2 separate regions of the Homo sapiens genome follow, and region 1 is linked to region 2. The links are chromatin contacts, found by Hi-C in ENCODE. All regions are on one chromosome and are shown on one strand. The core of a region is the stretch at or near the end of the contact, and the rest is flanking DNA. Distances in the headings are between cores, read along the strand shown.

Region 1 (5,957 bases), core at 764-3,263, 4.5 Mb after region 2:
AGCCACATGTGGCTAGTGGCTACCGTATTGAACAGTAAAACACTAGAGGGTTTTAGGTTGCAGATTAACAAGATCCAATTTGGCCTGGCACAGTGGCTCACATCTGTAATCCCAGCACTTTGGGAGGCCAAGGCGGGCAGATCACGAGGTCAGGAGTTCAAGACTAGCCTGACCAACATGGTGAAACTCCGTCTCTCCTAAAAAATACAAATTAGCTGGGCATGGTGGCACATCCCTGTAATCCCAGCTACTCAGGAGGCTGAGGCAGAATTGCTTGAACCTGGAAGGCAGAGGTTGCAGTGAGCCAAGATCGTGCCACTGCACTCCAGCCTGGGTGACAGAGCAAGACTCTGTCTCAAAAAATAAAAAAACCAAGATCCAATTGATACTTCCAGATCATCCTGGCTGAAGGCAAGATGGAGAGAAATAAGCCAATGTAAAATGGATGCAGGAAGAGCAGCCAATAAGAGTTCCTGATGAATTTCATGGGCTTGAGAGTGGAAGGCAAAAGAAATGAACTCCAAGGCTTTTAGCCAAATTTTACTTTGCATTACAGAAACAGGGGCTTTGGTTTCAAATATAAATGTATGGGTTTTTTTTGTTTTTTTTTTTGTTTTTTGTTTTTTTGAAGAGACCGGAGTCTTGCTCTGTCCCCCAGCCTGGAGTGCAGTGGTGCAATCTTGGCTCACTGCAGCTTCCACCTCCCAGGTTCAAGAGATTCTCCTGCCTCAGCCTCCCAGGTAGCTGGGATTACAGATGTACACCACCACGCCTGGCTAATTTTTTAATTTTTAGTAGAGACAGAGTTTCACCATGTTGGCCAGGCTGGTCTCGAACTCCTGACCTCAAATGACCTGTCCACCTCAGCCTCCCAAAGCACTGAGATTACAAATGTGAGCCACCGTGCCCGGCCAAATGCATGTAATATTGGATTTTCTTTTATACAAATACATACACTCACACCCACACACACACACAGCCTACCTCCCTGAGGATAACTATTGCAATACCACTGCATCTAATGGGGCAAAGTATATGCTCTATAAAGCACATAAATTTGGGAAATACACAAAAGCCTCGAATAGATAAACTTAAAACTGTCAAAGATGAACCAAATAGAAATATATTCTATATTTTTTTCATGAAATGGGAAAAAAGAAATATATTCTATAGGACAATATACATTATGAGCTAAATATGGTGTCATCAACCCATTAAAGTGTTTCAGCAACAACAGCAGGGGAAGGAGGAGGCAGGAGACACAGAGAACCATTCGCCCCTCTAAAAGAGAGGTCATCCCCGTACCAGGACCAGGAAAGATCAAGAGGTGAACTTCTTTCTTTCTTTTTGTGTATTTATCTGTTTGTTTAAGGGAGGGCAGGAGATGTTGGAAGTTTGGTGGGAGCAGAGAAGAGAGAGGCGAGTTTAAGATTTTCTCCAAGTACCATTTCTTTCATTACCAAGTATTTAGTAAACTTGGGGCTACCTCTGTATGTATTAATCTGGAGTTGGTTTTCCCTATAGCATGCATTCTCAATGGGGCAATATTGCCCCCAAAGGAAAGAAAATGGGATATTGGGGAGTAAAAATGTTTACTCTTTTCATGCACAAAGCACAGATATACATACAATACAAAAAAAAGGATATACAGTATTATCTGTGGTATTAAAATTTCATAGGGGGTGGGAAGCTAGATTAGCTAAAAGTCTGAAAAGGTTGGGAGGAGCTATAATGAAAAAATGCTTGAGTAACACTACCCTAGAGGAAATTGAGGGATGGAGGAAAGGGTGTTAAATGTAAACAAAAGATCTACTGATGAATATATAAACAAAATTTGGCATATACATACAGTGGAGTACTATTTAGCCTTAGAAAGGAAGGAAATCCTGACACAAGATACAACATGGATGAACCTTCAGGGCATCATGCTAAGTGAAATAAGCCAGTCACCAAAAAACAAGTATTTTACAATTCTACTTATATGAGCTACTTAAAATAGTCAATTTCATAGAAACAGAAAGTAGAACTGTGGTTACCAGGTACTATAAGGAAGGAGAAATGGGAAGTTGTTGTCAAATGAATATGGAGTTTCAGTTTTGCAAATAAAAAAGTTCCAGAAATCGTTTGTACAATATGAATGTGCTTAACACTGCCGAACTATACATTTAAAAAGTGTTAAGATGGCAAACTATGTTTTGTGTTTTTTACCACAGTTAAAATTTGTTTTAAGTAAAGAGAAAATAAAGCAAAAACCCAGAAAGAAAAGAAGAAAGAAAGAAAGAAAGAAAGAAAGAAAGAAAGAAAGAAAGAAAGAAAGAAAGAAAGAAAGAAGGAAGGAAGGAAGGAAGGAAGGAAGGAAGGTAGGAAGGAAGGAAGGAAGGAAGGAAGGAAGGAAGGAAGGAAGGAAAGAAAGAAAGAAAGAAAGAAAGAAAGAAAGAGAAAGAAAGAGAGAGAGAGAAAGAGAGAAAGAAAGAAAAAGAAAGAAACGCCAATGTAAACAAATATGTTCTGGACTTGTATTTCTACTCCAAGTCTGACAGAAACATTACTGATTTTCCTTACGCACACTATGTTACATCATGATACCCAAAAGATGGCAGGATATCAAAGTTTCCTCGGTTTTGTAGTAGTACTGATTTACATGCACATTCAGGAAAGTAAAAGCAGCCAAGATACTAATTACTTACAGAGCCATCCTAAGACCCTGGCCCCGCTGACAAGATGACAGTTAAAATATCCCCCAGCAGGCATCACAGGCAGGTGGGTTTGCAGTATTCAAAGTATAATTTATGTGCCCATAAAAAACTATATTATGCAATAAGGATATGTGGGGTTACAGTCAAATGGTCAAACAACATACAGCAACAATTACTGTGCAATATTAACAAAGACGTACAGTAGAGGTCTGTCATATCCCATTATCTTGATGGGCCCAATTTTTTTTAACATTTTTATTGAGGCAAAACCTAGTATAATGCGTGTAACATGCACTACTCTTCGGTGTTCAGCTATGATTTTTATACCCATCTACCCATCTAACTCCCACCTGGGTGAATATATAGAACATTTCCAGGTCTCCAGAAGGTTCCCTCTTGTCCATTCCTAGTCTAAACCCACCTTCTTCACCACTATTCTGATCTGTAAACTATAAATGAGTTTCACCTGTTCTTGAACCCCATAATAACATAGTGGGTTCCCTCTTTCCTTAAAGATTATCCATGTGAGACTCAACTATATTGTTGTATATATCAGTAACTCCTTTCTCTTATTGCTGTGTAGTGTTTGATTTTATTAATATACCACAATTTACTTATCCATTCTGTTGATGGGCATTTGAATTGTTTCCAGTTTGAGACAACTGTGAATAAAGCTGTTATAAATGATCCTGTATATGTCTTTCAGTGAGTTATTTGTCTGCCTTTCTTCCCAGGAGTGGATCTGCTGAGTGACAGGGAAGATGTGCTATTTACTTTTAGTAGAGACTGCCAGTTTTCCAAGTGGTTGAACCAATTTATACTCCCAAAAGCAGTGTTTTGTGTATATAAACTGCCAACATTTGTCAATTCTGCGCACTATCAGTCTTTTTAATTTTAGCCACTGTGGTATCTTATTGTGGTTTTAATTAGCATTTTCCTGATGACTAATAATGTTGTGTGCCTTTTATTGGCCATATGAGTGTCCTCTTTTGTGAAGCTCCAAATAGAACCAATCCTAGAAGAGTTGTTTGTTTTGTTTTTAATAATTAACCACTAGATGACAATATGCCAGGCCCATTGTAGCTCACGTTCTTGCAATATTGCTAATAGCAGAGGAAAGAATGGACTCTGACCTGCACACTGGACAGCCATCATTCTCCTATGCGGTACACAAACTATAATAAGTTCAGGAAATAAATTCTCTTAAAATGCTTTACCAATAAATGGCTAAGGATATTTCATTAGATTATAGTGACAGCGTGGTGCCAGGAAATATTCTTCTAAAAAACTAAAAACAGGTTAAACTTTTATGTCAGATACTTGAAAGTTGACCCTTAGTAACAGTTAATGATATTTATAATTTAGGAAGTTCTGACACTCTACCCATTTGGCTACAGTGAACCATTCTTGGGACCTTTGAAGTGGCCACTCCTTCCTCACTGAGTCCCAGATTTGTTTCTGTTATGTGCCTCTCTTCCCCAAGCTCCTTAGACTTAAGGGAAGCTGACTCCACCCTTACTTCCTAAGGGTCTGATGAGCAAATTTATCTCCCTGACAGAAACTGGTTCAGTATTGAGTGTAGGGCACAATTCTGGCCCCTGAAACTTAAAAAGATGTTTATTGGAGGATTCCAAGACAGTGTTTTATCATCATTCTGGATAAGCTTCTAGAAGAGAATCTCTCTATTACACAGAGCACTGTCCAGTGTGGAAGTGAAGCTGTGAATCCTGACACTGAGATGTGTAAATGTGTGGCCCTACGTTTCAGCTGCATTTTGCTTCCGGCGTAAGGATGAAATCAACACTCACAGGATGAAACCAACAGTGACAGAAAAGGACAGGGCCCAAGAAAATAAAGGAAAATAGTGGGGAGCCATCAATTTGGGGAGAATCCTGAGGCCTGCCCTATCTCTGGACTTCTACTTATATGGTGCATCAGTTAGGATGACTTTGGCAGCAAACGAGGAGTTGGGGGTTGTGTAATTTTCTTATTGGATACAATGAGTTCTAAATTTCTCTTCAAAGAATCAGTATGTCAGCATGTTCAGTTCTTTGTCCTCCATTTTAAAGTTTAACTTCCTCGTAGTTTCAGTAAACAACCTTTTCCACCAGTTTTAATCAGTAGTTCACATCTGTTCTCCTGGTCACCTGCTCCATCCTGACTCATCCTGGTTACCTGCTTTGACCTGAGTCACCCCCGGTCCCCTGTTCTGACCTAAGTCACCTTCGGTTACTTGTTCCATAACTGTCTTTCCTGCCAAACTGTTAACCCCACCACTCTGGCTCATACTCCTGCTCTCTTTAAAATAGCCAATTGGAATTAGCTTAGACTGTGCTGTCCAACCCTAGCCAATAGGGAAACAACACAGCAGTAGGGGCTACCTGCGACAGGAATAAGAATCCCTTCCCCTCCCCTGTCCAGGTGTGCTCTCACCATTACTCCATTCACGAGTCACATCCTCCTATAGAAGTAAAAATTGCCTTGCTGAGAAAATTAAATTTATGTTCCAGTGCTATTTCCTTGCGGCACCGAAAATTTATTTGTAACATTCTCACAGAATCAGAAGTAAGGGAGTAAGAGTACAGCTCTTTATCTCTCTGTAACACCATCCTAAGCACACTGGCTTTGTGCCCTCATGCTTGTCCCCTCAAGATTGAAGGTTGCTATAACTCCAGGCATCACATTAAAGACAGGAAGAAGGGGTCCCTGCAACCACTGGCTCCCTGGTACCACGTATCTCTTTCATAAAACTTTCCCAAAGCCCCCAAGTAGACTTCTCTACATTTCACTAGTCAGAAATAGGAATCTAGAAAAACATAAGTATGTGGCTCTATAATGGTAGGTGGCCAGGGAAGAGAATGTAGGTAGGAGCTGCTGGGTTTGCCAAACAACAGGGTGAGCTAGTACATATCCTTATTGTTTAAGTTAGGCTTTCTGTTACTTGTAACTAAAAGCACAGCAGGCCAGGTACGGTGGCTCACACCTTTAATCCCAAAACTTTAGAAGGCTGGGCTGGGAGGATTGCTTGAGCTTAGGAATTCCATACCAACCTAGGCAACACAGTGAGACCCCCATCTCTACAAAATAAAAATTAAAAAATTAGCCAAACATGGTGGCATGCACCTGTAGTTCCAGCTATTTGGGAAACTGAGGCTGAAGATCACTTGAGCCCTGAAGGTCAAGGCTGTGGTAAACCATGACTATGCCACTGCACTCCAGCCTGGGTGACAAAGTGAAACCCCATCTCAATAAAAATAATAA
Region 2 (6,453 bases), core at 881-3,380:
ACTCAAGCTGCAACCAGACTAGTTTGGTTCCAGAGTCCTCAGGGGACCATCACTTTTCTCAGATCATGTCAGCTTCCTTCATCTCTTGTGAAATTTAAACCCTCTGCTCCTTCCAAAAAATCATGTCTTCTTTCTAGTAAGAATTCTGACAGAATGGAGTCAGAAAGGACACAGGTTCCAGGGAGTGATGTTTCTTATCTGGAATTCTAATTCCAGTGATTCTGTGGTATCATGGCTGGTCTGTGGGACCCTTGCTTTGAGTTGAGGGCTCTTGCAGTGTTACTTTTAAACCCCTGGACATGGCTGGGCACCGTGGCTCACACCTGTAATCCCAGCACTTTGGGAGGCTGAGACGGGTGGATCACTTGAGGTCAGGAGTTCGAGACCAGCCTGACCAATATGGTGAAACCCTGTCTCTACTAAAAATATAAAAATTAGCCGGCCGTGGTGGTGCACACCTGTAGTCCCAGCTACTCAGGAAGCTGAGGCAGGAGAATCGCTTGAACCCAGAAGGCAGAGGTTGCAGTGAGTGGGGATAGCGCCACTGCACTCCAGCCTGGGTGACAGAGTGAGACTCTGTCTCAAAAGAAAAAAATAGGCCGGGCGCGGTGGCTCACGCCTGTACTCTCGACACTTTGGGAGGCCAAGGCATGCAGATCGCAAGGTCAGGAGATCGAGACTCTCCTGGCCAACATGGTGAAACCCTGTCTCTACTAAAAATACAAAAATTAGCTGGGCATGGTGGCGCATACATGTAATCCCAGCTACTTGTGAGGCTGAGGTAGGAGAATCCCTTGAACCAGGGAGGTGGAGGTTGCAGTGAGCTGAGATGTTGCCACTGCACTCCTGCCTAGCGACAGAGTGAGACTCCATCTCAAAAAAATAAAATAAATAAAATAAACCCCTGGACATTTATGTTAGATATTTTATTTTTATGACAGTTCAATATAAAAGAACAAACCGTTACGAGAGGAGCTAGAAGGCACCTTAAGAGGCAAGTGAACCCTTTGGACAGCATCACTTTGAAGTTACTCTACACAGAAACATCTGTCTTCCAGGAGCCTCCCAGCTGCTTCACTCCGTCCTGAAGTCAGAACCCCTACCTCCAGTCCTCTCTGAATTCAGGCGTGTTTGTGCATTTGCTTTTCTAACTGGGAACACGAAGACACCTGAGAGGGTTGGAGCTGGCGGGAGGAGGGCAGGGATAAACACCCCAGCGCCTTTTCCCCACTATTGTCTTGTTCTTTCTTCCACTTCACCTTTGCTTTCTTTTTTAACTTGTATATTAAGTTCAGGGGTACTTGTGTAGGTTTCTTATATGGTAAACTTGTGTCATGGGAGGGGGTTGTTGTACAGATTATTTTGTCACCCAGGAATTAAGCTTCTAAATAATTCAGGGGGCCCCAGCATTTGCAGAAGTTACCTACTGGCTTTAGAAGAATTTCTGAAAAGTTTGATGTCAGTCAAATCTTTTTTTTTTTTTTAACTTAATATGCTGGCTAAGATGCTGGCTATTTAAAGTTGGAATGAATGAATCCCTGGGCAAAAAGGAAGCTTTTAGGAGCACGCATAAGCACACACCATACTCTGGCTAAATTAGATTTTCTAAAATTGGGCTTTCCTAAAGAAAGTCATATGGTAGATGGCCATAGGCCCAGTGAACCGAATTCAGAAAGTGTTATTTCATGAGCAAGTTTCCCAGAAAGGTTCGAGATGTTTCTGATAGAGCAGGAATGTACTTCCTACTACACAGTACTCAGCCCTGGAGGCTCAGAGCAGGAAGACCTGACCTGCACAGGCCCCTTTTGTTGGCTGGGAAACTTCCACATCCCTGTGTCACCATGAAAAAGAGCTAACTTTGTCTTCAACGACGAGTTGGAAAATTATTTTAATCTCTGCATTAAACTAGATGCAAAATTGCCTCTCTACCTAGGAATCACGCTGCATAATCCCACATTATCTGCATTTTCAGTCATGCCTTGAATAATGATACTTGAGTTCTTGAGGAGGTCATTGTGGGGCTGGGAAGACCCCTAGACTTCCCCATGTAGATGTGGCCTGGAAGTAAGACTAACGTAGCAGCAAAGCCCTGGCGATCATGCACACTCCTGAGTAAGGCAGAGGTGTGAATCATTATATCACCATGGCTGGCTAGCTTCAGAGGAACCGAAAAAATGAAAACACTTGCGTTGCTCATTAGCAAAGGGAAATACACAAATGTTGAGGGACTCTTTGTGTCACAGCCACACTCTTCTGTTTCGATCTGGTAAGCAGAGCACTCTCCATACCTGCTTCAAGCTTCCAGCTGAGAGTTCTCTTTTAGCTGTTGTACCTATTGCTGAGGATCTTGATAGTGGGCTAGCAACAAGGGGCTTTAGAAAATAAGAGCATTTCAGCATCAACTGTTTTAACTGGAGTAAGATCCATTTTGTGATTTGATTTGATTTTTATTTTTTTAGAGACAGACTTTCACTCTGTCTTGCAGGCTGGAGTGCAGTGACGTGATAATAGCTCACTGCAACCTCAACCTCCTAGGCTCAATTGATCCTCCCACCTCAGCCTCCCAAGTTGCTGAGACCACAGGTGCATGCCACCACGCCCAGCTAGTTTTTGTATTTTTTGTAGAGACAGGGTCTTGCTTGTTGCCCAGGCTGGTCTCAAACTCCTGGCTTCAGGTGATCCACCCGCCTTGGCCTCCCAAAGTGCTGGGATTGCAGGCGTGAGCCTGGGATGCCAGGCATGCACCAGGCCCCATTTTGTGATTTAATTCTCATTGTAGACTGACATTTTCTATAGCAGAATTTTTCAACAGTAGTACTGTAGTTGAGGGGCCACATTTGGGGCTGGAGATGGGTAACTCTTTACTATGGGAGCTCTCCTATTTATTGCAGGGTGCTTAGCAGCACCCTGGGCCTCTACCCACTAAATGCCAGTAGCAACCCCCATCCCCGCAAATTGTGTAAACCAAAAATATATACACACATTGCCAAATGTCCCATAGGACACAAAATCATATACCCATACGCTAACACACCCATACACTAACACCACACGCATACACACACACACACACACACACACACACACACACACTTTAAGACTCGCTGCTCTGGCCAGGCGTGGTGGCTCACACCTGTAATCACAGCACTTTGGGGAGCTGGGGCAGGCAGATTACTTGAGTTCAGGAGTTTAAGACCAGTCTGGCCAACATGGTGGAACCCCCTCTCTACTAAAAATGCAAAAATTAGCTGGGCATGGTGGTGCATACCTGTAGTCCCAGCTACTCTGGAGGCTGAGGCAAGAGAATCGCTTGAATCTCGTAGGCAGAGTTGCAGTGAGCCAAGATCATGCTACTGCACTCCAGCCTGGGCAACAGAGTGAGACTCCATCTCAAAAAAAAAAGAATCACTCCTCCATAGGAGAGAGGCAGTGTATAAAATAATCTTTTTTCTAAATTGGTTGTGCATTTTAAATAGATTCCTGGCTGGAAACAATGGCTTACGTCCATAATCCCAGCACTTTGGGAGGCCAAGGCAGGGGGATTGCTTGAGCTCAGGAGTTTGAAACCAGCCTGGGCCACATGGCAAAACCCCGTCTCTACTACAAATATGAAAATTAGCCAGGCATGATGGCACACGCCTGTAATCCTAGCTACTTGAGAAGCTAAGGTGGGAGGATGACTTGAGCCCAGGAAGCAGAGGTTGCAGTGAGCTGAGATTGGTTCACTGCACTCCTGCCTGGGGAACAGAGCCAGACTCTATCTCAGAAAAACAAAAACTAAATAACTAAATAAATAAGTAGATTCTAAGATTTTACACACATTGAATCCCGTGTGTTACTGGTTTGTTCCCTACATGGAGTAGACAGGTTTTCTCTTTGGCCTTCACGGAAGCTCAGACTGTTACTCATTCTACTTTCTTGTACTCATGCATTGCTAATAGTTTTCATCTGGTTATTAATTCAGTAGCAGGCCGTTAAGCATGTTCACTCGTGCTGAGATATTTCTTAGTGAGCTCTCACCACATGCCCTGATGGTGAGCAGCCTCACCTCTTAAACAGGATTCCTGCATGGTTGAGAACCCGTCCACCTTTCTCGGCTTGTTATGATCAGAGCTTACACTTTTGGGAGGTAGAACTGCATCTGACATGGAGGAACATGGTCCTTAGAGTCAGACAGACCTGGATTCAAATCCCACTTCTGCTTACAAGCCAGATAGCCTTGGACTGATGATTGAACCTGCATGCCTCCGTTTCCCCTTATGAACATGGGGATGATTTTGTCTACCTGGCAGGGTTCTGCATGGCCTTAGCGAGATCACGTATGTCAGACATCAGTAAATGGTAACTTGTTATCTGTCAGTTGATAGCTGTAAGGTATGAATTACCATCTTTGTAGGTCAAAAACCATCAAATATTGGCAACTTCGTACAATTGGGCCTAATATGTAAACCCCAGGTCACCATCACGCTGTCCTCTTTGCTCTATGGATATCCAGCAGATGAAAGGGATGGTTCTGCTTTGTTATTTTCTTGTTTTCCTGCTTCTTCTGAGGGGGCTTCCCGCTGGCACAATCTAACAAACTTCAGAGAGGACGAAGTCAGTCTCTGCTGTCATCAGTGTTCACAGACAGTAGTTTCAAAGTGTGTACCACATGAAGTTGCAGTCTTCCAACCTTCCAGCCAGTGTGTATGGAAATAACCTGAATTGTATTAATAGCAGTTCTTCAATGTGGGCCTGCTGGGGGATGCTTGGTTGTTTTCCGTTGTTTGTTCCCTGGGTGCCCGTCTTGGGCAAGCATTTCTCTGATGTCTCTATTTATGTGGCAGGTCACCCTGCTGATTGCCTTCATCTGTGTGCGGAGCTCCCTGTGGACCAACTACAGCGCCTACAGCTACTTTGAAGTGGTCACCATTTGCGACTTGATAATGATCCTCGCCTTTTACCTGGTCCACCTCTTCCGCTTCTACCGCGTGCTCACCTGTATCAGCTGGCCCCTGTCGGTAAGAGAGTGGTCTGGCCCTGTCCTCCGCATGCACAAGTCAGGATGTTAGCTAGAGTACTGAGACCTGACAGAGTTTTTCCCGTCTGCCCATCTCACCTCTTTAACCATTCTTTGCTGCCTCTGCCCTGAATTTCCTATTGTTTGGTGGACATCTCTGCTTGATGTCCTGCTGGTTTTTAAAACTCACTTTCCAGCTACAAGAAGGCTGTGGCTGGCCGGGCGCGGTGGCTCACGCTGGTAATCCCAGCACTTTGGGAGGCTGAGGCGGGCGGATCACGAGGTCAGGAGTTCGAGACCACGGTGAAACCCCGTCTCTACTAAAAAATACAAAAAATCAGCCGGGCGTGGTGGCGGGTGCCTGTAGTCCCAGCTACTCAGAGAGGCTGAGGCAGGAGAATGGCGTGAACCCGGGAGGCGGAGCTTGCAGTGAGCCGAGATCGAGCCACTGCACTCCAGCCTGGGTGACAGAGCGAGACTCCTCTCAAAAAAAAAAAAAAAAAAAAAAAAAAAAAGAAGAAGGCTGTGGCTATTGCCCCATGCTTACTTTCTCAAGCAACAGAGAATGGCTGTGTGTGTATGAGTTGGGAAAAGGAACACGGAAGGAAATTGTAGGTGAAGATGATGGGTATTGATGCTGTTGTGAGGATTGAATGATAGGATTTTCTGGCTAAAAGAGACTAGTGGGGGCTGAGGAGACAGTCAGAAGTTGCCAGACTTTTTCTTCCCACTGTATTATTTTTTAAAGCTTCATTGAGATGCAGTTCATATGCCGTATTGTTCACCCATTTCAAGGGTACAATTCAATGGAGTTTAGTATATTTCCAGAGTTGTCCAACCATTACTACAGTCAACTTGAGAACATTTTCATCATTTCAGAAAGAAATTCCATACCTTTTAGCTGTCACCTCCCTACCACTCATCCCTCCAGTCCTAAGCAATCACTAATCTTCTGTCTCTAAAATTTTTCTACTCTGAACGTCTCATGTAAATGGAATTGTATATGTGGTCTTTTGTAACTGGCATCTTTCACTTAGCTGAATGTTTTCATGGTTCATCCATGTTGTAGCAGGTATCAGTATTTCATTCCTTTTTTTCTTTTTAGAGACAGGGTCTCACTCTGTCACCCAGGCTAGAGTGCAGTGACGTGATCGCGACTCACTGCAGCCTCAACCTCCCAGGCTCAGGTGATCTTCCCACCTCAGCCTCCCGAGTAGCTGAGACTACAGGTGCATGCCACCACACCTGGATAATTTTTGTGTTTTTTTTTTTACAGAGATGAGGTTTCATTGTGTTGCCCAGGCTGGTTTCAAACTCCTGGCCTTAAGCAATCCTCCCACTTTGGCCTCCCAAAGTGCTGGGATTACAGACATGAGCCACCATGCCAGCCTTTTTATAACCAAATTTTATTCCATTGTGTGGATAGACCAGACTGCATTTTGTTTTTCATTCAT

The links. A loop is a pair of places that touch in the nucleus more often than their neighbours do. Pooled maps may share reads with other maps.
Region 1: a map with no recorded cell type shows a loop between it and region 2 (5-fold over the local background). The contact joins two enhancer-like sites. A Hi-C loop is called at or near these places in 2 of 37 single-sample maps with no recorded cell type and 4 of 50 pooled maps.

What each region holds. Positions count from the first base shown.
Region 1 is chr3:36,916,203-36,922,159 of GRCh38, forward strand. All of the region lies in intron 1 of TRANK1 (tetratricopeptide repeat and ankyrin repeat containing 1), which reads right to left. Among named protein-coding and RNA genes, the nearest start is that of TRANK1, 26 kb to the right of the region's middle. Within about 2 kb of position 2,014, at least 5 of the 41 ENCODE cell types and tissues checked have a DNase peak (open chromatin) inside an H3K27ac peak, as active enhancers do.
Region 2 is chr3:32,437,014-32,443,466 of GRCh38, forward strand. CMTM7 (CKLF like MARVEL transmembrane domain containing 7) reads left to right here. Exons shown (of 5, transcript NM_138410.4): 2 at 4,827-5,000. Among named protein-coding and RNA genes, the nearest start is that of CMTM7, 48 kb to the left of the region's middle. RefSeq lists an enhancer at 1-283. Within about 2 kb of position 2,131, at least 8 of the 41 ENCODE cell types and tissues checked have a DNase peak (open chromatin) inside an H3K27ac peak, as active enhancers do.